Regions from separate parts of the Homo sapiens genome. Here all the other regions are linked to region 2. The links are chromatin contacts, found by Hi-C in ENCODE. All regions are on one chromosome and are shown on one strand. Each heading gives the region's core, a stretch centred on a gene start or an enhancer-like site at or near the end of the contact. The rest is flanking DNA. Distances are from core to core; before and after follow the strand shown.

Region 1 (3,152 bases), core at 598-3,097, 350 kb before region 2:
ACGTACATACATACATATATATAATTTTTTGCTTCACAGAATGGAATATTATACAGCAGTGAATATGAAGGAACTATAGTAGCTACCTGTAACAACATGGCTAAATCTTAGAAACAATATTGTGTGAAAAAAACTAGTCACAAAAGACTATATACAGTATGATAGTATTATAAAGTTTAAAATCAAGCACAATTAAACTATGTATTTTAGAGAGTGATAGATAGAAAATTTAAGATAGTGGTTACCCCTGGAGAGAAGGCAGGAGGATGGCTTAGGGAAATAGCAAATAGGTAGATGGATCAAAATACCCCTAAATGTCTAGTTCTCAAATAGGGTGGTCGGTGTATGCCTGTTCATTTTATTCTTATGCTTCACAGGTTACGTACATGTTAGTGCATTCTTTTGTGGGTTACAAACATTGCATGATAGAAATATTTTTAAAGTGATAGCATGTCAGAATTATGGCTTGTTTTTTCCATCTCTATTTCCTAACATTCTCTTTCCATAGTCCCCAGGGAGGGGGCTTGAGATCACACAGGAGTAATTAGAAGGTCTGCTTCTGACAGTGTCGCTCCTTGAGTGGTGGAGGTTTTAGGGGGAGGCTGACAGTAACTACTGAGTGGAATTGAGAGGTGAAGCCAGCTGGACTTCCTGGGTCGAGTGGGGACTTGGAGAACTTTTCTGTCTTCCAAGGGTATTATAAAATGCAGCAGTCAGTGCTCTGTAGCTAGCAAGAGGTTTGTAAAATGCACCAATCAGTGCTCTGTAAAAATGCACCAGTCAGTGCTCTGTAGCTAGCAAGAGATTTGTAAAATGCACCAATCAGTACTTTGTAAAATGGACCAATCAGCAGGGTTCTAAAAGTAACCAATCATGGGGAGGATTGAGAAAAGGGCGTTCTGATAGGACAGAAACAGGACATGGACGGGAAAAATAATGGAATAAAAGCTGCCCCCCCCAACCCCCCACCCCCACCCGCACCAGCCACCAGTGCAACCTGCTCAGATTCTTTTCCAGCTGTGGAAGCTTTGTTCTTTCACTCTTTATGATAAATCTTGCTGCTGTTCAGTCTTTTGGGTCTGTGCCATCTTTAAGAGCTGTAACAGTCACCGCAAAGGTTAGCGGCTCCATTCTTGAAGTCAGCGAGACCACGAACCCACCAGAAGGAACCAACTCCAGACACAGAATCAGCTAGGAGACGTGGGTGCTTTCTGTATAGTGCTTCCTACCAAAAGCCTAGAAAATCTTGGGGCGTGGAGAAAAGAAAATCCATCAAGTAAAGGCTTGATCACCTCTTGGAAAACCCATATTCATTGTCCCAACAGTGACTAATACGTCTAACTGTGGGCCTGGGTAGGATATTATGAGAAACCTGTTCTTTTGGTGCCCACCTTTCTTTTCTGAGCAACACGTGGTCTTCTGAGTGAGGCAGGAGTCCGGCATATGCGTGATGATGTAATATGTTAGGCAGCCAGGCCCTCACCTTTTCAAAGGTTCGATCTTGAAAAATCAAAGGTGGATATGTGAGAAATAAGCCCATATAGGAATAAGAATGACAATGGAAGTGGAAAATGTAAGTTGGGACTGATGTTCTGCTGCTTTGAGTACTGAAATTCTCTGCTGCTCGGATTCATCATCACTGAAGTGCTGGCCAGTACTGGGAGGGGGGCAGAGCTCTCCCGGGAGTCGTCGCTTATTCTGAAACAGCTGAGCAGAATAATGAGTGACAGGCTGGTGGTGGGGAGGTTGAGTCTTACTCCGGATTTCCATTAAATGAGTGCATGGAATCAATAGCTAACTGAACATTTGTCTTTAGAACACCCAGGGGCCCCTGGGGAATTTGGTATTTTCAGTCTAATTCTCAGACAGGAAAATGCGCAGCATGACTATTTTTTAAAATAGTTTCAACATCTTTTATGTAATGCTGATGCATCTGGAAGTGAAAACGCTAAGAGTTTCATTTCACTAAAAAATGGATTTTTTTTGGCTTTAACCTTTAAGTTGAAATCACAATTAGTGGCCTTTTCACCATAGTCATAAGAGTATCAAAGTGTGTGTATTCACCCACACATCAAACCAGTGTTTACTGAGAGTATATTCTGTGCAAAGAATTGTGCAGTTTGTTATGAAAAATACAGAGACCTCGCTGGGGCCCCTAAGGAGCTCATAGTCTAGAAAGGGAGACAGATCATTACACGGCAGGGAAAATACAATATGTATGGGAGCATGTCACAAAGGAAGTGACATCGAGCTGAATCTTAAAGGAAGAGCAATGCTTGAATGAATGAGGACATCCCTGATTGAAGGACCAGCATAATGAACAAAGAATTTTGCCTTATATTACTAAGATTCCATCAGATGTTATGACGCAAACATAAGCATCATGGTAATGAAATTAATAGTAAATTTAAATAAAAATGATCAAATTAAGACTTTTTTGGTTTTGTCTATTCTACCTTCTCATTTTAATTATGTTGCAAAGAACCATATACTTAGGGTAAACTGGTCAATAGCTGTGGCCATGGAATAGAATTATAATTCAATTTAAAAGGAGTTTAATAGTCTCATGGTAAATGAATAGGTTACAGCTGGGCACTGTGGCTCACACCTGTAGTCCCAGTTCTTTGGGAGGCCTAGGTGGGAAGATTGCTGGAGACCAGTAGTTTGAGTCCAGCCTGGGCGACATAGCAAGACCCTGTCTCTACTAAAAAATTAAAAAAATAGTTGGGCGCAGTGGCTCACGCCTGTAATCACAGCACTTTGGGAGACCACATGCTGGTCGAGACCATCCTGGCCAACATGGAGAAACCCCATCTCTACTAAAAATACAAAATTAGCTGGACGTGGTGGTGCATGCCTGTAATCCCAGCTACTCAGGAGGCTGAGGCAGGATAATTGCTTGAACCTGGAAGGCGGAGGTTATGGTGAGTGGAGATTGCGCCATTGCACTCCAGCCTGGGCAACAGGAGTGAAACTATGTTTCAAAAAAAAAAAAAAATTAAAAAATTAGCCAGGCATGGTGGCGTGTGCCTGTAGTCCCAGCTACCCAGGAGGCTGAGGTGAGAGGACCACCTGAGCCCGAGAGGTTGAGGCTGAAGTGAGCTGTCATCACACCACTGCACTCCAACCTGGGAAACAGAGTGAGAACTTGT
Region 2 (3,310 bases), core at 127-2,626:
AGGTCATGAGGGACAGGCACAGGGTCACCCAATCTGGGGCGATAAGTTTTAATCATTCCTCCCCTACGTCCTCCAGTCCTGCCGGGCTCCAAACCAGCCAATGCTGCTGCTTACAGAAGGCCACTTGGTTTAGTCATTGGCTAACGCGGAGGCTTCCCCAATCCAAGCAAGCCCTCGGCTGGCAGCCCCAGGCACTGCAGTTAGGCCTGGCACCGGAGTGGGCAGCGGACTTCTTTGCTGAGGGGATTTATTTATGGTCTTGTTTGTGGAGCTGAGTGGACGGAGCTGTGCAGGTTGGCCCAGCCTCCTCGTGTTTACTCCTTCAGCCCCAGCCTTCAACCGTGTCCGGTTTCCTCACCTTCCTCTCCAGCTCTCAGCAAAGCCAGTCACCAGCGCACACCACCCCGGGGCACTCTGCCTTTCAGGCAACTAGTTTATCCTTCAGGGACTGGCCTCCCTTCCCCCAGCCTCAGGCTATTTCCAGTCCGGTCTCCACCTGTTCCTTAGGATTTGAGGACATCCAGGCAGAACCAGGGAAATGCCCGAGGCTTCCAATTCGCCCCCACCTCTCTCACCCCAAAGCTTTCGAAACTCTTCTCCAGGGCTAGGCTGGGACCGCGGGCTGTCCAGTACCGCTGAGTCCCCAAGCCCCACTGCCAGCAAGGCCGCCAAACTCAGAAAGGAAACCCTGAACTTGTGCCCTGGGTTCTGGTTTTTCAGACGCGTTCACGAAGTTCCACCGCTGGACCCGAAGCGAAAGCAGCAGCAATTATCAGCACTAGGAGACGCAGCCAAAAATCACCGGGATCTGCAGTTGTTTTTCTCGTCCTCTCTCCCCTAGCTCCAGTTTCCTTTTCTTGCTATAAGCGCCCTCGTACCCCTATTCCTTCTAAACCAACTGGCCACTGGATCTCGCTCATCTGTGGTCGAGTTTCACTGTGAACTTCCCCTAGGCCACCCAACGGGACCGACGTGTAGAGAATTTCATGGGCCCCCGTATCACCGCCCTTAAAGACACCTCACGTCCTGGCAGGTGCTGGGGCGCGGGAACGGGGGCGCAGCGCCCCAGTCTCAAACACCAAAGCAGGCAGGGTAACCCGGTGCCACCCCCTTCCACCCACTTGCCCCGCGCCACCCGGAAAAAAAAATCCCACCCCACTGCGACTTCCGAACGTCCCCCACCTCGGCTCGGCTCTTGAGGCTGCTCCGCTTAGGTCGGAGCAGGACATCCTTGAAGTCGAGCTTGAGGTCCGCATCTATGCGGGGCATGGTGCAGCGGCTCCTGGCTGCGGCGGCGGCGACGGCGGGGCGGGGGCGCCTGCGCGGGGCGGCGCGGGGAGCGCCGGGGCTGCTGTGCCGCGGCCGGGAGCTGGCGTGGGCCGGGTGCGCACGCCGCGGTCTTAAACACGCCCCGCCGACCCGCGGTCACGCTTGGCCCGCCCCGGGCACCGCCTCCGCCTCAGGCAGGGGTTGAGAGGCAGACTGGTTAGGGACAGATTGGCGGCGAAGCCCTTCCTCCTCGCGCCGCCGCCCCCGTCCTTCCCCCTCAGGTGTACAGCCCGTGGCAGTGACCGAATGGGGACGGGGGAGGGAAATGCGCACCGTTCTGTTTGTCCCCAGGGTCCCCGATGGAGAGGGGACTTAGCGTGTGGCTGCCTTATCCAAGGGAAAAGTCGCTCCCTGAGAGCTTTTACTTTTTTTTTTTTTTTTTTGAGACAGTCTCACTGTCGCTCAGGCTGGAGTGAGTGGCGCTATCGCCGCTCATCGCAGCCTCGACTTCCTGGGCTCAAACGATTCTCATGCCTCAGCCTCCTCGAGTACAGGCGCACGCCGCCACACCCAGCTTATTTTAAAAATTATTTCCTAGAGGCGGGGTTTCACCATATTGCCCAAGCTGGTCTCGAGCCCCTGACCTCAAGTGATCCGCCTGCCTCGGCCTCCCAAAGTGCTGGGATTACAGGCGTGAGCCACCGTGCCCGGCGGATTCTCCTTTTTTAAAATTCAAGCCCGGTGTGCTCACCCAGTGTTGAGGAGCACGTCTCTCACTTGCCAAAGAACCAGAAACCCCAGGGAGGTTGTATAGAATTAAGGAAAAGAACGTGGGCAGTTAACTGTTTAGCTGTACTGGGATTGTGGAGGCCATGATTCCCTTTGGACTTGTTGTTAAGAGACAAGGTCTCACTGTGTTGCCCAGGCTGGTCTTGAACTACTGGGTTCAAGCAATCCTCCCGCCTCAGCTTCCCAGTGTTGGGACTACTGGCGTGAGCCACTGCGCCCAGCCTGGATTTCAGGATTTTTGTTTAAGAAAAACAGTGAGGTCTGTAGTCGACGCAGATCCTGAGATTTGAGGAGCCTGAGTCCCCTCTGAGGGTTACCAGTGATGTGAGTTCGAGGGGTTACCAGTGATGTGAGTTCATTGATTCACTTATTGACCTTACCGACCTTTTATTATACATTTGAAATGTGCTGCCGGGCTTCATGCATCATCTCATTCACTCTCAGAACAACCCAATGAAGAAAGAGCCATTTCACAGATAAGGAAAAACGAGGCTTCTATAAATGAAATAACTTGCCTAAGGCCGCAGAAAAATTCAATATAAATTTCTCAGTCCTTAAAACTTGCTACAACTATTCACTGAAGCTGCTTTTGTCCTGGAACATCTCTGCCTGAGTTTGAAACCTGGTTCCACCACTGTCTAGCTAGGTGACCTTAGGGGAGTCAATTTCTCTAAGTCTCAGTTTTCTCATAAAAGGGGTGGGGGCAGGAGGGGGGGTTAACCCTATCTCCTCCCTGGTTTTTGTGAGAATTAAAGTGTGTGTGTTTATGTAAGCACAATGTCTGTCCCATAGTAGTTGCTCAATGCATGGTAGTTACAGATTTGTAGTCACATGTTACATTATGTGCATTGTGTTTGTATTTTCAAACTAGAATGCTAACTGCACAAAGGCAAGAATCATCTTTCATTCTCTTCCATTTTTCTGCAGCCTCGAACTGAGCTAGCAACTGTTCTCCTTGAGCTAGCATGTGATAAGGCTGACCATAAAAGATACATCACAATATTCAATTTAACACAAATGTCTGAAGATGATAAAGGTCTCAGCCCATCCCACATGGTTTCATTAGCTATACCCCAAAGGAAGTTCATGAAGTTTCAGGGAAGGAAATGAAACTTATCAGAGAGAATGAAAGTAGCCACAATTAGTCCAGCCCATGCAATGTTTATAACCCTTGACGAATTCTTGGGAGCTGGCCAGATGTGCTGCTTATTTGTGAAGTACGGAAAGGAAACCTAATTCTGATCTTTTAAAG
Region 3 (3,001 bases), core at 189-2,688, 270 kb before region 2:
TCTTTTCCGGGGGAGGTGCATATTTAAACAGACAGCCTAAGCTATTTATAGATTGTAATGTATTGTGTTACAGGGAAAAGGTGGAAGTCAACAGTAATGTTCTGTTCCCCATTTCCTATAGTTTCAAGCATATTTTCTTGCTAGTCCTAGAGACTTTAAACATTTAGAATCTCCAGTGATATCTATATTCTTTTGATGTACTTTGTGTAGAAACTCAAGCACGAGCAGGCTTCAGAGTCAGCTAACCAAAGAATCTTGGGGCTTTTGATCACTTTCCATTAGCACAAACAGTGATCTCTGCCCTGTTGTATATTGTTTGAAAGGACATTTGCTGTTTAATGAAGATAAACATGTTGCTGGGTTTTTAATATGTCTTCTCAACTCAGGAGCTGAAAAATGCATACATGAGATTAGTTCTGTTGGCGTAGAAGGGATTCTGCGTGCCCCAAACATTTTCCTAGCCGTTGGCTGAACTTTTGAAATGTGCTTTGCACTGCAAGAACAGATACTGAACAGATATTTTACTTAGAAAGCCTTCTGTTTCAATGGTGATTCCCAGGGGCCACTCAACCACATCTTACTAAATAATATTTGGTCAAAAGAGAAACGTGAGTGCAAGAAGGACACATGATCACAGCCACTAACAAATTCCTAGAAAGTGCTGCTTGTTGTCATTTCTGGTTAGGAGGTGATGGTGATGGCAGGTAGAGGGTCTAAGCCATTCTCCTGTCTCTCTTTTAAAGTACATTCTTCTGTTGCTGTAGCTCCTGGCATTGGCTGTCACCCTCACTTGCAGGAGGGAGGGAATGACTGTTTGTTGCTGTTGGTGTCTGAAAATCTGTGGGCAGAACTTTTAGAAAAAGCAGACCACAGAGCCTGCTATATATTTTGTTCAGCCCATTCTATTTCTCTTCACTTTTTAACCGATTGCGACAAAAAAAGGGGCCTGCCTTCTAAACTTGTCTTTATCTTTAAAAGAGAATACCTTTTATAAATGCTTAGAACTTGGAGATGCTGTTGTTTTTATTTAGTATTTGAAAAGCTAAGTATGCTGACACTGTCCTGGGAGTGCAGGCCCCTCATTGAGAGAGAACAGTAAACACAGCAATGACTTTGCTTTTAATTTGAAATGCGTTACTCTTCTTAGAGCTGAGGGGTGATTTGAGATGTTCCTGTTTTCACATTCAGCTATTTCCTGGTTCTGTGATCATAATAAATTCCATAGCTCCAAAACATTAGAGCAAATTGTGTCTTCTGTAGGAGTTATTTACGGATACTCAAACAAATGGTGCTTTCTGAGGAAGAAGAACTGTGTATGAAAACTATGTGGTAAAGCCTTTCATATCTGCCGTGGTGGCAGAACTTCTGAGGAGCTGGCTTTGAGGGTAATGATATCTTTATCACCCTGACGCTGAATGGAGGCGGGGAGGCCTTTGTGTGTTCTGTTGCCAACTAACACCTGGCTGCCTCAGGGCATCCTGCCTGGTAATTGAACCCATGAGTATGTACAAAGATTAGAGGGACCGTTTGAGGAGAAAGATGGGGGCTGGAGAGGCAAGGTTAGTCTTGCCATTATAAGCTTAGGTGCAGAAGGAAGCCAAGCTACCTGGAAGGCCACCTCGTGGCAAAGACACCCACTAAGGCAGGGCGGTGGCCTGGGACTGACCATCAATCACTTCCCGCTCATTCTCCTCAGAACTGAGGACTGTTGTCTTCAGTCTTCCCCAGCCTCGCTTATCTTCCTCCTGCTTCCTGAAGGAAATATCCTTTTGCAATGGGTGGACTATCAACTTGAATTTTTAGCAAGCAGGCTGGAGAAGTTTTTGGAAGTTTTGGAGACATGGCTGGTCTTGAATTCCTGGGCTCAAGCAATCCTCTCACTTTGGCTTCCCAAAGTGCTAGGATTACAGGTATGAGAAGTTTTTGGAGGTTTCGGACTTGTTGCTAGGTTGATTCTGAGGGAGAAAAGACCTCTGTTATTCAGAAGGTTGTGGACTTCTGAAGAATGGAAATCGGGCACCCTGAAGGAAACATATGTCAATCCTAGTCCTGGAGCTAGCATGGCTCAAGTTTATTCCCTTAAATGTCTATTGTGTTAAAACATAAAAAGAGTTTAGATATACTTCCACATCTTTGCAGTTGTTAGCTCTCTGGACATTTATAAAGGGAAAGGAAGAGTGAAGCAGAGCCCCATTAATTCCCATGCATGGTGTCTGCTGTTTGAATCCTGGAAATCAGGATGATTTTATTCACATGTTAATGCCCTCTAGTGGCTAGTGAGGTGCCCTCTAAGCAGGACTTTCCCCAGCTTCCACCCCTTCCTCTCCCTAACTAAATTAAGCACCCACTTTACAGTAGTTGAGTATGTGTCATATCAAGTCTGTATTTTCTTACTAAGATTCATCTACCACGTGGGAAAAAAAAAATCAAAAGCTTTGTTACAGTTCAAAGAACGTAGTGCTGTTGCTACATCAAGTGAGGATAAATCTTCCATCTGTAGCAATCTGTATTATAAGTCTACTGGATGTGACAGAAAACTCTTTAAAACTTTGATGCACATATTTTCACAGCCAACCGATTTCATTAAAGTGGGAGAAGTGTACTATTGGCAAGCAGTTTTTCTGCTGACTTCCCACCCTTAAATAGACAAGCTTTATAAAAAGACAAAATCTTCCCAGATCTATTTGGTTGGCCAAGGTGACATTTGTCTTCCTCCCTCAGAAGGTTGGTAAAATTAACCTTCTGCTTTCTGTATACCTTTACTGTATTTTTATTTCTATTTATTTATTTATTTATGAGACAGGGCCTCACTCTGTCACCCAGGCTGGAGTGCAGTGGTGCACTCACAGCTCATTGCAGCCTCAACCTCCTGGGGTTCAAGCAGTCCTCCCACCTTAGCCTCCCAAGTAGCTTGGGACTACAGGTGTGTGCCACCATGCCCAGCTAATTTTTGTATTTTTGGTAGAGATGGGGTTTCACTGTGCTCCTCTGGTTGGTCTTG

What was found. A loop is a pair of places that touch in the nucleus more often than their neighbours do. Pooled maps may share reads with other maps.
Region 1: a loop to region 2 is called in a map with no recorded cell type, with 6 times the contacts of the local background. The contact joins the enhancer-like site here to the promoter of GMPR in region 2. A Hi-C loop is called at or near these places in 7 of 37 single-sample maps with no recorded cell type and 4 of 50 pooled maps.
Region 3: a pooled map shows a loop between it and region 2 (4-fold over the local background). The contact joins the enhancer-like site here to the promoter of GMPR in region 2. A Hi-C loop is called at or near these places in 8 of 37 single-sample maps with no recorded cell type and 5 of 50 pooled maps.

What each region holds. Positions count from the first base shown.
Region 1 is chr6:16,590,691-16,593,842 of GRCh38, reverse strand. The region is part of intron 3 of ATXN1 (ataxin 1); the gene reads left to right. Among named protein-coding and RNA genes, the nearest start is that of ATXN1-AS1, 170 kb to the left of the region's middle. Within about 2 kb of position 1,847, at least 4 of the 41 ENCODE cell types and tissues checked have a DNase peak (open chromatin) inside an H3K27ac peak, as active enhancers do.
Region 2 is chr6:16,236,653-16,239,962 of GRCh38, reverse strand. GMPR (guanosine monophosphate reductase) reads right to left here and starts at 1,376. Exons shown (of 9, transcript NM_006877.4): 1 at 1,183-1,376. The coding sequence starts at 1,269. RefSeq lists silencers at 1,274-1,373, 1,494-1,593.
Region 3 is chr6:16,510,533-16,513,533 of GRCh38, reverse strand. The region is part of intron 5 of ATXN1 (ataxin 1); the gene reads left to right. Among named protein-coding and RNA genes, the nearest start is that of ATXN1-AS1, 250 kb to the left of the region's middle. Within about 2 kb of position 1,438, at least 7 of the 41 ENCODE cell types and tissues checked have a DNase peak (open chromatin) inside an H3K27ac peak, as active enhancers do.